3 separate regions of the Homo sapiens genome follow, and regions 2 and 3 are each linked to region 1. A link is a contact called in ENCODE Hi-C or POLR2A ChIA-PET data. All regions are on one chromosome and are shown on one strand. The core of a region is the stretch at or near the end of the contact, and the rest is flanking DNA. Distances in the headings are between cores, read along the strand shown.

What was found. Hi-C counts contacts between places; a loop is a spot of excess contacts on that map. ChIA-PET counts read pairs that join two places held with the same protein, here RNA polymerase II (POLR2A). Pooled maps may share reads with other maps.
Region 2: a map of PC-3 shows a loop between it and region 1 (5-fold over the local background). The contact joins two enhancer-like sites. A Hi-C loop is called at or near these places in 3 of 168 maps with a recorded cell type or tissue (PC-3, endothelial cell of umbilical vein and heart left ventricle) and 1 of 50 pooled maps. POLR2A ChIA-PET finds 5 or more read pairs at or near these places in 1 of 52 experiments (WTC11).
Region 3: a loop to region 1 is called in a map of posterior cingulate gyrus, with 2.0 times the contacts of the local background. The contact joins two enhancer-like sites. A Hi-C loop is called at or near these places in 4 of 168 maps with a recorded cell type or tissue (adrenal gland, mammary epithelial cell, posterior cingulate gyrus and 1 more) and 2 of 50 pooled maps.

The regions. Positions count from the first base shown.
Region 1 is chr9:18,489,297-18,492,423 of GRCh38, forward strand. The region is part of intron 1 of ADAMTSL1 (ADAMTS like 1); the gene reads left to right. Among named protein-coding and RNA genes, the nearest start is that of ADAMTSL1, 17 kb to the left of the region's middle. Within about 2 kb of position 1,440, at least 8 of the 41 ENCODE cell types and tissues checked have a DNase peak (open chromatin) inside an H3K27ac peak, as active enhancers do; they include PC-3 and endothelial cell of umbilical vein, where a contact is called at or near this core.
Region 2 is chr9:18,564,547-18,567,708 of GRCh38, forward strand. The region is part of intron 3 of ADAMTSL1 (ADAMTS like 1); the gene reads left to right. Among named protein-coding and RNA genes, the nearest start is that of MIR3152, 7.2 kb to the right of the region's middle. Within about 2 kb of position 1,750, at least 2 of the 41 ENCODE cell types and tissues checked have a DNase peak (open chromatin) inside an H3K27ac peak, as active enhancers do; they include PC-3 and endothelial cell of umbilical vein, where a contact is called at or near this core.
Region 3 is chr9:18,604,236-18,607,474 of GRCh38, forward strand. All of the region lies in intron 4 of ADAMTSL1 (ADAMTS like 1), which reads left to right. Among named protein-coding and RNA genes, the nearest start is that of MIR3152, 33 kb to the left of the region's middle. RefSeq lists an enhancer at 2,445-3,054. Within about 2 kb of position 1,801, at least 8 of the 41 ENCODE cell types and tissues checked have a DNase peak (open chromatin) inside an H3K27ac peak, as active enhancers do.

The DNA.
Region 1 (3,127 bases), core at 190-2,689:
AAACAGGGATAATATACTGATTCCAGGAACTCCTGTAGTCAATGTGAATGCACTTTGTAAATTGTTAAGTCTATATGTGAGAGGAAGCATTCTGGTGCCTAATGTGAAGATGATCATCCGATCCTGTTACATAGCATGCACAAAGAGATTCAGAAATCCTCCAGTTACCAGGATGTCGCGTAATCTGAAGTATAATGCACCAGCCACTTCAATGTATACACTTTTCATTCAAAAAATAGGAACCATGAACATGTTAAATCATTTCGTAAAAGATAGAAGAAATTAAAACCTTCCTGAGCCCAATTTGAAGGGACAAAATAAAACATACGCTGAGAACATTCAGTCTTCCACACAGACTAGTCATCTCATCTTTTATTTTCTTTATTTTTCTTTTTCTAGATGGCCATTGTGTGAGATTAAGTATTTGGTCATATTTCCCACTGCTCTTCTCAGATAGCTAAATTTAATTCTTATCCAAATGACCGACTTACCCAACTGTATACCACTTATTTAATTAGACATAAAGAGATACTAAATTCCTCTCATCTGTTGAGGAAATGATGGTAACCTGGCTTTGTCTCCTACCCTTTAACAGAAACCTCATTTCCCCTTTTTTCCTAAAATGCCCATAAACCTTCAGTGCCTCATAGTAGTATTATGAGGATCAAATAAGTACGTGTAAGTACTTTGAAAACTGTAAAACCTTAGTCATCTCGTGCTCAAAAGCCTTCACTGTCTCCAGCTGTCTGGAGTCTACTCAAGGACCAATTCCTCAGCTGGGATCCAAGGCCCTGTCCCAAACCATCATTCCTATCTTATGTTCAGCTGTTTTACTGCATGTGTCCTGGCACACTGAGACCCATGCCACAGAGGAACTGGCCTGGCCAGAGCTGGAAGCAGGCTGGGGTCCCAGTTGTGTATCACATAGAAGACCACTGCAAGAAGAGTCTGAATGGGGGCTCTAGCAGACAGGGGGAACAGAAGGAAGCTACACAGCAGAAGCAGAATAGGTGGCAGAGGCAATTGATTGGAGGGAGGGAGAGGGGGTAGGTGAAGGGGATGAGGAGGAAGACAGAGGAGGCTGGAGAAAGGGGAATTGTTGTATAGCAATGTCTGTATGTTCATCACTATGCTAGGGGGAAAGACTGCTAAAATATTGGGGCCCCAAATAGCGAGCTTGGTTTTGGATGTGCTGAGTTTAAAGTATCAACAAAGCATTCAGGTAAGTGAAACTAGAATCCTGGAGATTGGAAGAGACGTAGATTTGTAAATCACATGCAAGGAGAAGACAACTCAAGTGAGGAAAGTGGATAAGATCAATCGGAGCACAGAGAGAACAGGGGCCTGAGGAAAGAGTCTTGGGGATGACAGCATTTGCTAGTCCAGATGAGTAAGAAAAGGCAGGGGACAAAACAGGGGAGAACTCGCTGCCAAAGAAGCCAGGGGAGCATATTCCGCAGCAAGATGTGAGGGAAAGTCATAGGATGTGGTGAATTACAGGATGCTGATGAATTTCAGAGGAGCCACGTCAGCCAAGCGGTGGGCAGAAGCCAGATTACAAAGCACTAGAGAATTCGGGAGTATTGGGGAAGTGGGTGCAGTGAACATGGGTTAGCCTTTCAAGAAGTTTAGAACTGAAAGGAAGGGAGGCAGGAGACAGGTTAGCCCTCACCACTGACAGAGTGGAGTGTAAAGGCAGGAAAGCACAAAGCAGGAGCTATGTGATAAAAGGGAGCTTGGTTTTAATAAAAAGAAGAGAAAGTGCTTTCGTCTTAATAGCTCAAAGAATGCTGATAGCAGCCGTGTGTGAAATTGATTTCTGAGGCCCAGCACCAGAGACAGAGAGGCTGTGAGGCAAATGGGGTAGTAAACCATGATTTAGCACCTTCACTTTCTCTGCTTATTACAAAACAGGCTTTAAAAAAGATGCCTGTGGTGTGCCTCAGCATTCTTGATATTTTCTGTGGCCAAGATCCATTTTAATATATTCCTGAGGCATTTTGGTAATTCTAACACTGCCTGAGACATTAATCTATTAACTTTTCACATTGCTAAGCATGTTAATGCAATTTAAATATTATTTCTCTTAAACAACATCGATGTGGAAGGAAAAAGAACTCTTCTTGCTGGAAACAAAAAGGTAACAGGCTGAAAATGCTTACACGTTGAAAGCACAATTAAGCTTTATAAACTCTCAAAGTATTTGCTTCTACTCTGCAAGCATTGAGAGCCAGAGATGGCTCACAAAAATCACAAAAAATCATGTCATGTTTCATGTACTGTTAATAATAAACATTTAATAAGTGGTTTTGCAGATGGCTCCTTAACATGATCATTTAATTTATAAATTAGAAGATGGTAGTCCTTCCCATATATACAATATCTGGATTATATTTTTCAGTTTAAAAATGCCAAAAGTATGCAGAATTTAGCCAGCCCCAAAACGTAAATATTTCTGTTGACTGGAAGATAGGAAGAGATGACTGCTATATTTGTCTCTAATCACCATTATTATTTCCCATTTTAATACAAGTAGAGCTGTACTATTTACAGATAATGATGACAAATTATAGTGGCCCGATAAGGACAGGTTCTTTTAGACAGTTATTTTAAATGAGGCACTTATACTACAATCTACTCTGGACAAGATTTTAAAGAAAAAATTGTAGGCTATCATGTTTTTGAAGTAAATACCTATTTAACTAGAGAATGCATGGCTTGATTGATGTAGTTACAACAAAAGCTATACTAAGACAATAGTAACTGACTCTCATTTATTATTGATAAAGGACTTAATATGTAGGAAAGCATTTTAAAAAACTAAGTTACACAGTAGGGAAGCACAATAACAGAGTTTCTGTTTTGATACAAAACAAAGTATGTCATGAAGATTATTGATATAGCACATTATAATACAAACATCACAGGAAGAAAAAAACATCATTCCTTAACACTTGGCTAGGAATTAAGTCAATATAGAAACTGAAAAACATCAAATAAAGCTGACTTTTATCTCAGCATTTGGGAGACTTTTGCTTACAAGTATTTATTGTTTTTCAAAGTATTAAAGAGTAAACTCTTATTAATAAAAAGTACAGAGTATAATTTAGCATTTCTTTTATTATTC
Region 2 (3,162 bases), core at 500-2,999, 76 kb after region 1:
GTGCTGAAATAGCTCTCCTATACTAGTCCTTTTCACAACCTGACTTTCCACCACAAATATTTTGGTAAATGCAGTCTGAAAACAAAGCACTGTATAATTGTGTGCTTATAAAATGAAATTGTATGCCATGTTACAAAAGGATTATGAATTACTCCTTCAGATATGCTAATTTTAAGGAGGTGGGAGAGAACACTTATTTTAGACTATAATAAAAAATAATAGAAGGTCAGAAATGCTGATTTAAGAAAAGATACTGCTAAATTGGAGTGAATTCAAAGAAAGGGACTAAAAATAATAAAAAGCCTCAAGGAATGAATATTTTCAAAATTGAGAGAATTTAAGACTCTAAAATGACAAACTACAACCAGTCTTAGAAATACCTCTAGGGAACTGGATTCCAAACGTCTGCATTCTTCAAAAGAGAAAAAGTAAAAGCACTGAAACAAAAGCTACCCAGAGGAAAAAAATGAACTTTTAAAGCTAAATGTTTTTACTTAGATCAACTCTCAGATGCCTGGAAACATTAAAAACTAGCCTGGCAAACCATTTGTTTTCAGATAACAAGCTATAATAGAGCAAGGAAGGTGGGATTGATGATTCATTATATCACACATTTCATATCTTTTATGTCTGGACCTGAATGAAGACATTGGAACAGTTTAAAGCTTTCAATATACCTGTAACTAGTGTTCTCTTAGTAAACACATAGTAGGGCACACCCAAAGTTTGAATATATTAGAAAGAGTTCCATATTATTTTCAAGGTCATAGAGTTATAAAGGTATAATTTCACTGAGCATGAACTTGATCTATTGTAAGGTATTAAGATGGTTAATGACTAATTTTCACAAACACTCATTTCCCTTGAATATGTTATTTTCCAAAAGACTTGAGAGTTTGGGGGAAAAGTAAAAGAAATCTGTAAACCTTTTGCACCAGGAAAAAGAACAAAAGCAAGGAGTTTTAAACTATACCTAGTATACATGAAAATATGGTGCCCTAAGCCATTTAATCCTAGTTATGAAAAAAAAAAAAAAAAAGCCTGTTGGCCTTTTCAAAAAGGAGGGAAAATTAGCCAAGAACGGCCTTTACCTGCTATGGCACCATCCTCCAAAACTGACCCCACTTTCTGTTCTTTGCACTTACAGTGATGTGTTAGAGATTTAAATATTATGCTCTTAAAATGTAACAGAGTTGTCTCCACGCAGACTGTCTAGACAGGGCAGCAACTATGTCTGTTTAATTTCATTTTACATAGCAGCTAGCAATCTTGCACAAATAAATGCTTTTGATGATAATTTTGATGTTAGTATAATCAGGTGGCCAAAATTTGGGGGTTAAAGCTTAGTACTTTAATATGAGTACTTTATAGTGCGTGCTTACAACATTAAATGTTATATAAAATTTACAAATGTCTGGCTATTTTTTAAATAATAAAGGATTTCAGCACATTTTATGTTTCTTAATATTGGCCTGTTAAATTTGTTTACATGGAGAAGGAAATATCAGTCTGCCTATTCAGAAACTAGGCAAGACTCCCTAACCAACTTTCCTAGTGTCTGAAATGTATTAGTATTCTTGTAAATTTATTCTCGTAAATTTTTTTTGAAAGAAAGAAAAAAATTAGATATTCCATCAATTAGAAAACTAAGATTCAAATTCCTGCAAGACTTATGAAAGCAGCACTGGAGTTCCCACAATAAAAAATATGACGTCTGTTTCCTTTATTCAATGTGTTAGTCATTCTTTCAACAAATATTCGAGTACCTGGTATGTAACAGAAAGCCAAATGGGAAAAGATTGCTGTCCTTCTGGAGGTTCTGCTGTAGTAGACGAAGACAGACAATAAAATGTTAAGCACAGTAAATGAGTAAATTATCCGATATACTTGTGGGTGACTAAGTGTTATAGGAAAAAGGAAAGTTGAGCAGGATAAAGACAAATCAGCAGTGGGAATGGGATTGCAGTTTTACACAGAGTAGGCAGCCTAAGCTTTGTGGAGGTGATATTTGAGCAAAGACTTGATAAAGGTGAGGTAATTCGCTCCTCAGAATCTGGGCAAAGAGAATTCCAGGCAGAAGGGATGGATAATGCATGCATCCTAAAGTAAGAGTGTTCCTGGAATGTCCCTGAAGACACAGGGCCTTGATTCCAGAAAAATCAAGGGTGACTGGAGCTAAGTGAGCAAGGACAATAGGATGTGACAGGCCTGAGGGATGATGGGGGCTCTCATAAGACCATTCTGGCCACTGTGCTGACAAAACTTTCCAGGAGAGCAAGGGCAGAAGGGAAATTAGGAGACTATTGCAAGAACGCAGGCATGACATGATGGCTCCTTGGACTTGGTTGTGATCAGATTCTGTGTTTTTTGTGTATAGAAAAATAGTTCTGATGGATTGGATATGGAAGTCAAATATGGCTCTAAGGCAGTGGTTCTCAAAGCGGGTTTGCCAAATTAGCAACATTCGCATCACCTGGGATCTTGTTTGAAATGCAAATTATTAAGCCTCACCCCAGGTCTACTGAATTAGAAGCTCTGGAGGGTGGGGCCCCAACAATCCTGTATTTTAAAAAGGCCTTCAGGTGATTTTGATGTACGTTTAAGTTTGAAAACCACTGCTTTAAAGTTTTTGACTAGGCTGGGCAAGGTGGCTCATGCCGTTAATCTCAGCACTTTGGGAGGCTGAGGCAGGTGGATCTCTTGAGGTCAGGAGTTCAAGACCAGTCTGGCCAACATGGTAAAACCCTGTCTCTACTAAAAATACAGAAAAGTAGCCAGGTATGGTGGCACACACCTGTAATCCCAGTTATTTAGGAGGCTGAGGCAGGAGAATTGCTTGAACCCAGGCAGTAGAAGTTGCAGCGAGCCGAGATCATGCCACTGCACTCCAGCCTGGGTGACAGAGCCAGAAAAAAGAAAAAACAAAAAGGTTTTGGCCTGAAGAGTATAGAGTTGACATTGGGTTGGGGAATGCTGCAGGGAGAACAGATTTCATGGGGATAGCAGGAGGATCAGGGATTCAGGTTTGGACATGATGAGTTTCCAGTGTCTTAGATGTCCAGATGGCAAGTGAGCAGTTGTATACAGTAGTCCCCCCCTTATTCTCAGGGAATATGCTCCAAGACCCACAGTGGATGTCTAAAACTGTGGATAGTACCTAAC
Region 3 (3,239 bases), core at 551-3,050, 120 kb after region 1:
CGTGCCTGTGAGCATGTCCAACAATTACATAGGGTAGGGCTTAACAAAGAGTTATTAGCACAAAGCAAGGAGGCTTGAGGAAAGTTAGTCTTTAAAAGAAACTATTATTTCTAACACTTATGGTTTACTCTTTAACAAGAAGGAAAACTTTGAAGAGGAAACTTTCACTTTCTATGCTCCCCATTTTCCCCTCTTCCTAACCCCCAGTAATCACCATCTATTTTCTTTCTCTATGAATTTGACTATTTGGGGTGCCTAGTATAATGAAATCATATAATATTTGTCCTTTTTTTGTCTGGTTTATTTTACTTAACCTAAGGTCTTCAAGGTTCTTCTATGTCATAGCAAGTCATAATTACATTCCTTTTTAGAGCTGAATAATATTTTGTTGTATGAATATATAACATTTTATCCATTTGGCATCTATGGACACTTGGGTTGTTTCCCCCTTTTGGCTATTGTGAATTATGCTGCTGTGAACATAGGCACACAAGTGTATGTTCAAGTCCTTGTCTGCAATTCTTGTAGGTAGATAGGCGCAAAAGTAGCATTACAGAATCACGTGGTAATTGCATGTTTAATTTTTTTAGGAACAGCCATACTGTTTTCTGCAGGGCTGCACCATTTTACATTCCCACCAGTTCTGCCTCCTACTCATGCCTACTCTTAGTTTATGAAGCCCTCTAGAGCATAGCTGCTGCAACTTTTGAGTCTTTTACCCTTTAACAGCTAGGACAATACCATTCCCATAAAGAGTGTTGATTAAAAGACATGCTCACTGTAGTGGAGATCATGATACTAAAATTACTTCAGCTTCTCCAGGAGATTTACAAATGTTCGGCCATGGAACTCCTCTCACTTGTATTCTTCCCTACCTTTTTTCCCTCTTCTGCTCCCAAGCTCAGAAAATAACCATGAAAATAGTGAGATGCCTCTCTGCAGGAAAAAAATAAAAGTGTAACTGTGCCTCTTTGCATACCAATGGGGTATTTCAGAGAGTGGCAACCTGTTTATCTATGCAGTTGTTGATTTATGATCGCCAGTACATGTTTGGCAGGCTGAATCCACATCTGCAATTTAAATGACTGCTTACAAAATGAGCCTTTTTTCCCTAATATCCAATTAGGACCAAGCGCTGGCATTGTAGATGAAAAAGCGGTTATGTTGAAAACAGTTCTAATCCCAATTGCAAAAGAAGTTATCACTGGTGGAACTATCAGAAAAACACTTGCTTCAGGCATGCAATCTTGACAGTCTACACATTTTAAGGCAAGAGCATGTTTGTACTCAGCAATGGGTTCTGCACTCCACCTTGGGAAAGAAGAACAGAAAAGACAGCCTGCTTTTGGTGTAGGCCCAGAGACAGCATCAGGCCTCAGATGAGTTTCCCACGTAACTCTTCCTATATCCCTCATTTTGTAACTGCATCACCCCGGTACTATAATCTTGAACACTTTTGGTGCTAAAGCTGCCAATTTTCCTGATTTTGTGTAATTTTTTGAGGTTCACAAATAGAAACAAGTGTACAAATATTCCATTCACATGCTTTCTAAATGTTTTTATTTTACCTTTGACTGAAAGGGGTCAAAGCTGAGTATAAAGGTGCTTTGATATTGGAACACACTCTCCTTGCGTCACGCTTGACCCAGGCTGGGTGGTGGAAGCAGAGGTAGGTGCTACTTGTGTGAACTGTGTGTTCAAGTCAGCATGCTCTGGAATTGATAGTGTGTCATTCTGGGCTTTCTACCCCTTTCTGACACTGCGTGGTACAAACCAAAAGTTCACATTGGGGTCATGATTGCTGGCTTTTGGCAGGGCTTGGCGAGAAGGTCTCTGCAGGGTTAGGCCGCCCAGATGCGAGCTGTTTGGGCTGAGTTCAGTTTGTTTCCATTTGCTCCCTCTCCCTCCTCCCCTCTCCTCAGTCATGCCAACTGCTACTGGAGATGTTTTTCCTCTGTTTAAGGTAATAACCGAGTCAATGCTGAAGCCAAGCTATAGGCAAGCATTGAAAATAAATTTTCAAGGGGGTTGTTTTCATATTATTAGGAAAAGCCTTGGAATCTTTTTGAAAGTTTTTGTTTCCTGAGAAACTGCCCTTTGGGAATATCTTTGTTTTTTGAGTGCCTTTAGCTTGGTGCTGAGAAATAAACTTAGGAAATATGATTGAGATGTAGTGGGCTAGGTTTTTAAACAAAATGCTCTAAACATTCCCTCAAAAACCATTTCTCTAAACAGAGCGCTCGCATGAGTAGCTGATTAGTACATGTGGTGCTGCCTGACCTCTTGAGGATACACACTGTTTGCTTGAAAGTCCCCTGGTATATTAGGTGACCTAGTGTAATAGGAATGACATTTTTTAAAGAGACTAAATCCCAATTCTGTCATTTTCTAGATAGGTGATATAGGCAGTTGCTTTGGTTTTGTCACCTGTTCAGTTGCAGAGTTTGTTTTACAGGCTTCACGAACTCTGTAAAACACCTGACAGGACTTGATCCACACACCGTACTTCATAAACACCACAATTCCTTCCCCCCCAGTTTTCTTATTTATTGCCTCTTCTCGGCCTCAAGTTTGGTAAGTGAGAACCATCCGCTGCTGCAGTCTATAATTTCCTAATGTAATTTCCCACTCTTCAGAATAATTGTGGCTCACAGTATTTATTTTCTCCCTTCCTGCCAACTGAGATACAACCTCCATTCACTTGCCCTAAGACAAAAGGTTTTGTGGCTTCCAGCTGTGAAGACCAGATCTCACTGAGACAAACAACTGCTGTTATCTTAGGGAAAAAGACAAACCAGCCAACAATGAGCAATCCATGTAAGCCTTGCTCTTAACACACTCATTAAAAAGAATTTTGAAATTGAGGTTGGAAATCATCTGACAACTCAATGCCTAAATGTTGTGGGGAGCATGTTCATAAAAATTCTTCTAGTAAGAAATGTGTTCATCTCCCCTTTGATATGTATCCCAGCCTGTGATTCACTGGAACATGCCTGCACCTACAGAATATAGTTCAACTTTCGATTGTAAAATTTTAATGTTGAAAAACAGCCCGAAGTCTAGGTCAACACTCTGCCAAGAATTCACTTGAAACAACTGTTGAAAACCATAAAATTCGTGGTCAAATATGTTTTTCTATCGAATATGGCATTTGATAGACCCACTTTGTAGAATATGGGGACTTTTCAATTTAGATTCACATAGATATATTGAAAAGAACGCATTGCATATTTTTTTTC